2 separate regions of the Homo sapiens genome follow, and region 1 is linked to region 2. A link is a contact called in ENCODE Hi-C or POLR2A ChIA-PET data. All regions are on one chromosome and are shown on one strand. The core of a region is the stretch at or near the end of the contact, and the rest is flanking DNA. Distances in the headings are between cores, read along the strand shown.

Region 1 (2,878 bases), core at 245-2,744, 350 kb before region 2:
CAAGTCCCCTCCTATGAAGACTGCATCCCATCCCGCCTCTGAGGGCAGCCCTGGAGCCACTTAGGAGCCACAGGTAGGACGCTAGGCACTGGTCAAGAGAGGCTGTTCCCACCCCCACCCTGTGCCACTCTCCCGAGCCCTGATTCAAGGGCACAGCCACGTGAGCCTGCTTCCTGCACCCCTTGCCAGGGATCAGCAAGTTGCCTGAGGGGACATGATGCAGCTTGGAGTGTTCCATGCCAGAGGTCCCCAGCCGGCTGGATCATGATGAGACATCAGGCACGTTACTCAGTCTTTGCAGATCCATGGCCCCTGGCCACAACCTACTCAGCTGTGAAGGGGGTTGAAGTCACACTGGACAGGCTTGAGGAACGAGTGCCCTGAGGCAGGCCTGGAAATGTGTTTGCAGGTGGTTCTGATACATCAGCATATGAATCATTGATCTGATCAGTATAACAGAACCCTGGAAGCCCAATCCCCATCCAGCCCCAGTGCCGGGGAGTGTAGCTTAGACAATACCCCCTCATACTTTAATCTGCTGCTCCAAGAATGCGACCTAGCCTGAGGTTCAGAGGCCTGGCAATTCCAGCTCATGCACCCGGCCTGAGTTGGTCTGGCCTCTGCTTGCCTCCATCTCTGGACCCTCTCTCCCTCCCAGGCTGCAGCCACAGACAGGCACTCTTACGCTCCCAGATGGCGGTGCTGGGAGGTGCCCCTCACCTTGGGCCTGGAGGCTCTTTCTTCCTATGCCCCTGGTGGAGCTGGGGGGACACCTCCAAGCCGCTAACATGTCACAGGAAATGCAGGGAGACAGGAAGATTGCATGGTCTAGAACTTCTCTCTGGGAGATCGCTGCACTTGTTTCAAAGGAAGCCCTGGACAAGGCCCTTGGGGTAAAACAACCCCAAGAATCATGCTCTTCCCCAGCCAATGGTTGGGAAGCTTTTTAAGGAGTCCAGGCCTACTAGCCTTGGGTCTTTCTGAAGGGCTGGGTTTGGGCTGGGACTGAACCTCCTGGGTCCATCAGGAGGGTCCCCCTTTCCCACCCTCTCCCCACTCAGCTCCCAGGCCCTCCCCGATACGGAAATATTAACTCAATTGTACATGAATATCAGTGTGTCATGCCCCCAGTCCTTAATCTCCCTGGAACCCCAAGTCCTTCACTTGCCCTGGGCCACCCCACATCTCCATCTAGGCCCAGTGACAAGCCCTTGTTTACTCTGAAAACCCAACTCAAACGGCAATTCCCTTGTAAATTCTCCCATAAATTTCCTTGTAAATACTCTTCCCAGGTAAATTCCCAGGGCATTCCCAGGAACCATCCATCCTAGACATCCCAATGGGAAAAGATTTGTAAGTGGGAATTCTGTTCCCCATCATTTGTTTGCCACTGACCAAAAGGATATGACTAGGTGTCCTTCAATTCTTAGAAAGCAACTGCTTCTATACGTAACCGAAACAGAAACAGAAACTTCAGCCTGCATAGTCCCTCTGGTGATAAGTTCAGCTTCCGGGAGGCAGGCAAGACCCAAGAAATAGTGTAGACTCAGTGTGACAGGTCAACTTCCATTTCTGTTGTGGAATAAAAAGTCCCTAGATTGTGGGCCCCATTAAGGGTACCATTCAAGGCCTCCGTCTCTCTCAGAACTTCTGGGGGTAGCAGTATTTGTTGGCACCTGCCATATGCCAGGCACTTTACAGTACAATGAGGGAGGCGATCCTGTTCCCACTTTAGAGAGAAGGTCGTGTAGCTAGAATGTGGCAGATTCCAGCCCTCCTCTGATATTTTCAGGCTCTAGACTAGAGCCTCAGGGAGGTCTCAGGCCAGAGAGGAGATAAGACTGCAAAGCATGGAAAACGGGACGCCTGAGCTAAGCCCTCAGTGGCAGGAGGAGCTGTACTGGGCAGGCTTCTCAGAGGAGGTGAGGTTCCAGCTGGTTCTCTGAGGACAGGAAAAGAGGAGGAACACATAGAGTCCATATGAAGGAAACAACTTAGGCAAAGATTGAGCAGAAAGAAACCTCACATAGCCGGGTGCAATGGCTCACACCTATAATCCCAGAACACTTTGGAGGCCGAGGTAGGAGGATCACTTGAGCCTAGGAGTTCAGGACCAGCCTGGACAACACGGTGAGATCCTATCTCTACAAAAACTAAAAGAAAATTAGCCAGTCATGGTGACATATACCTGTAGTCCCAGCTACTTGGGAGGCTAAAACAGGAGGATCGGGAGATTGAGGTTGCAGTGAGCTGCGGTCATGCCACTGCACTCCAGCCTGGGAGAGAACAAGACCCTGTCTCAAAAAACAAAACAAAACAAAACAAAGATGGAAATGGGTGGGACAGGTTTTTCAGGTCCCCCTCCCCAGTCCCCTTCCCCCATTGCCTGTCAGGAACTTCTCAAGCATTCATTTTTATAAATAGCTACCTTTTAAAAAGCAACTCCTCATGTGTGGGTATCAGGGCCTAACAGTCACTCACATTGTAAATTAATTTCCCAGCTGCTCCTGTCCTCCCTTGCTGGGGTAGCCTGAAGGGGGGGGGGGGGGTGGAACCAAGGAGACAGAGGCGTTGCTGCCAGGCCCCCGTGTGGAAGAGCCCAGGCACATGGGCCAGGCCCGTGGATAAGGAATGCCGGGCCTTGAGGCACAAACCTGGAGAGGGGAGGAGGCAGGAGGCACACTGTGGCTTTCTCCCCAGTGCCTGGCTCCTCACCTGGCATGTGGCGGGGCCTCCAGGGATGCTGCAAGAGGGACTTACTACCCTTTGGGAGTCTAAAATATGTGGGCAGAGTGTGGCTGGGCAGCCAGGGAACTGGGCTGCATGTTGAGACCAAACAGGGTCTTGGAGTGTCAGAGCTAGAGAGGAAGGGGTGGGC
Region 2 (2,856 bases), core at 288-2,787:
CTGTTGTGAGCAGTAGAGAAAGGTAAGATTCCAAAATTCCTATTTTTCCACCATACTGGGTTGAAGGGATCTGTGGAGCCACCCTCTGGTAGAGGTAGAACCTTCGAAAAGGGCATTTTTAATCCACAGGGACTCCTCGAGCTCGGCTGGACCTCCGTGGTGCCGTGCTGTGAGACCATCCATCACTCAGGCACTCAGCGAGCCCACATCGGCCCCCAAGAACCCTGATGAAGGTCTTCCTGCCCCCTAGACAGACTTGGGGAGACGGACACCCCAAAAGCGAGAGCTCTTTGAGGTCAAACAGGTGCTCAGGAGCAGGGGTACAAGCAGGCCATCATCTTTTAGTGCTGTGAGGAGGAGTGGGGGGATGAGATGGGGACGCAGGAGGCTGCTCGGCTCCAGAGCCTGCTCCACGGTGGAAGGTGGAGGAGAGTCCAGGGTCCCACGGTCAGTCCCTGCGTGGCCCAGGAAGGTTTAATTCTTTTAAAGAGGAACACTGGACACTTCCCGATATTTTCTTGGTCCCCAGCTCAGGCCGACCCAAGTTCTTGCCTTCCGCCTAGGGAAGACAGGGGAGGACGACGCCATCTTTGGTCTCAGGGCCCAGGTGCGAAGGTCGTTTGGCACCATCTCTCCTGCCTGCCAGATGTGGGCAGGGCCCGTCCGGTTCTTCCCCTTTGCTCTCTCGGCCGTTTCCCCTACACCCGCAGGCCTTCCACAGCTTTTTGAACTGAGGCCCAGGGCCTCGCAGGGGATCTCGAAGGAGCAGCAACTGCACGGTGCTCCTCAGATCCGCGTGCCCGAGGTCACCGGGGAACAAAGAAGTTACTTATTTTTCCTTTTAGCTCAGATGAAGAGAGAGGGCGTTGTCTTCCACAGAAAAACGCTGCGAACTCCGCCCCCGTCCCCCTTTTTCTTGCAGCCCTTCCGTGCGGGTGCAGCTGTTTAAACTAAGGCCCCAAGTCTCCAGCACTTTGTGGAGTGCAGGAAGAACGCGAGCGTACGGGAGAATCTGGGCCGGCGGGGCGCAGCGAGCCGCATCGCAGCTGGAGGACAGCCGGGGTGTGTCTGTGTGTGTTTGCCCGTCGGTTGAAGGCCCCATCGCCCCCGGGTCCCCGCCCTGCCCCAGAAAGCGTTCCCCAAGAGAGCTAGGAGTCCTGCGCACCTGGAGCGCGCTCCGCGTCCACGCCCAGAGGGCGCTGCACACTCGCGCCCGAGGACTGCCTGCCCCCCTTCAGCCCCTCTCCCGGGCTGCGCCTCCGCACTCCGGGCCCGGGCAGAAGGGGGTGCGCCTCGGCCCCACCACCCAGGGAGCAGCCGAGCTGAAAGGCCGGGAACCGCGGCTTGCGGGGACCACAGCTCCCGAAAGCGACGTTCGGCCACCGGAGGAGCGGGAGCCAAGCAGGCAAGAACCTTAGGAGCGGGCCGGGGGTGGGGCGTTCCGAAGGGGCCGGGAGGGGTGGCTGGGGGGCGGGGTCCTGGGGGGTGTGGACTGGGGCTGGCCGGGAGACCTGGCGGAGCTGGGGGTGGGGGGCCAGTTTTTGCAACGGCTAAGGAAGGGCCTGTGGGTTTATTATAAGGCGGAGCTCGGCGGGAGAGGTGCGGGCCGAATCCGAGCCGAGCGGAGAGGAATCCGGCAGTAGAGAGCGGACTCCAGCCGGCGGACCCTGCAGCCCTCGCCTGGGACAGCGGCGCGCTGGGCAGGCGCCCAAGAGAGCATCGAGCAGCGGAACCCGCGAAGCCGGCCCGCAGCCGCGACCCGCGCAGCCTGCCGCTCTCCCGCCGCCGGTCCGGGCAGCATGAGGCGCGCGGCGCTCTGGCTCTGGCTGTGCGCGCTGGCGCTGAGCCTGCAGCCGGCCCTGCCGGTGAGTGCGGCCGGCGGCCAGGCGGGGAGGCGGCGGGAAGCCGGGACTGGTCACCCGCGGATGCCGGCGGGTGCACGTGGAGGGGGAGGGGGAGCGAAGACTTCCCTTCTTCCCGCGCTAGCCCAGCGGGTCCCGGGACGGTGAGCCCCGAGACCAGGGCTCCAGCCCCAATTTCCTCCGCTGTCGGTGGGTGCCGCACCGGTCCCGCGCTGGGGAGGGTGGGGGGCCGGGGCCCCGCGCTCAATTATGTAAAACGTCTCCACATCTGTCGGAGCCCGCCAGCCCACAGCGGCGCCCGGGGTCGCCCGTTCCCACCCTCCTCGCCCCGGCCACCGCGGCGGCCGGGCCCCCGTCGGTGACCCGGGGGGATGCAGTGACCGCGGCCACAACGCCCCCCCTGCAGACCCTAATTCAAACCAGACCCGCGGGCTTGCGCCCCAGCGCCGCCGAGCCCGGGCGCCCCGCCCCTTGCGCCAGGGCAAGTTTGGGCGCAGCGCGGCCGGCGCGGGAGCGGGAGGCGGCCGCGTTGGCCCGGGGAGCCGGGCCAGGGCTGCGTGGGGGGCGCGGGCGAGCGTCTGCAGGGCCCTCGGGCTTGCCGTGGGCGGCTCGAGGTGAGCTGAGCCGGCCCGGCAGCGGGAGGTTCCGGGAAGTTGGCCTCGGAACGCTGGAGACCCGGAGGAGCCCAACTTCTGGGCTGCTGAAGTTGAGCTGGCCCCGGAGGGCGCGTTCCCGTGCCGGGCACGGCCGAGGCGCAGGCGCCTTCCACGCGAGGGGACCCGGGAATGGCCTCCCGCTCCCCGGCTCGGCTTTGTGCTGAAGCCGCGCGGAGGGAAGGCGGGTCCCTTGGCCCGCCCAGTGCAGCTGGGAGAAAAGAGGGGCAGATGTGGAGCTCGGGGCTGTAAGAGGCCTTTGGGTGGGATGCAGCATCCACCTTCAGCGGGGCTGACGCTCCACTAAAGAGGGACGTGGCCGACAAAGAGCAGCCTGAGGG

The links. Hi-C counts contacts between places; a loop is a spot of excess contacts on that map. ChIA-PET counts read pairs that join two places held with the same protein, here RNA polymerase II (POLR2A). Pooled maps may share reads with other maps.
Region 1: a map with no recorded cell type shows a loop between it and region 2 (2.4-fold over the local background). The contact joins the enhancer-like site here to the promoter of SDC1 in region 2. A Hi-C loop is called at or near these places in 1 of 168 maps with a recorded cell type or tissue (mammary epithelial cell), 2 of 37 single-sample maps with no recorded cell type and 2 of 50 pooled maps. POLR2A ChIA-PET finds 5 or more read pairs at or near these places in 2 of 52 experiments (PC-9 and WTC11).

The regions. Positions count from the first base shown.
Region 1 is chr2:20,575,432-20,578,309 of GRCh38, reverse strand. It overlaps a transcript of HS1BP3 not described here. Among named protein-coding and RNA genes, the nearest start is that of HS1BP3-IT1, 16 kb to the left of the region's middle. RefSeq lists enhancers at 1,399-1,538, 2,646-2,878. Within about 2 kb of position 1,494, at least 10 of the 41 ENCODE cell types and tissues checked have a DNase peak (open chromatin) inside an H3K27ac peak, as active enhancers do.
Region 2 is chr2:20,223,811-20,226,666 of GRCh38, reverse strand. SDC1 (syndecan 1) reads left to right here and starts at 1,537. Exons shown (of 5, transcript NM_002997.5): 1 at 1,537-1,865. The coding sequence starts at 1,800. RefSeq lists enhancers at 210-889, 890-1,569 and silencers at 1,121-1,500, 1,561-1,980, 2,021-2,080, 2,101-2,560.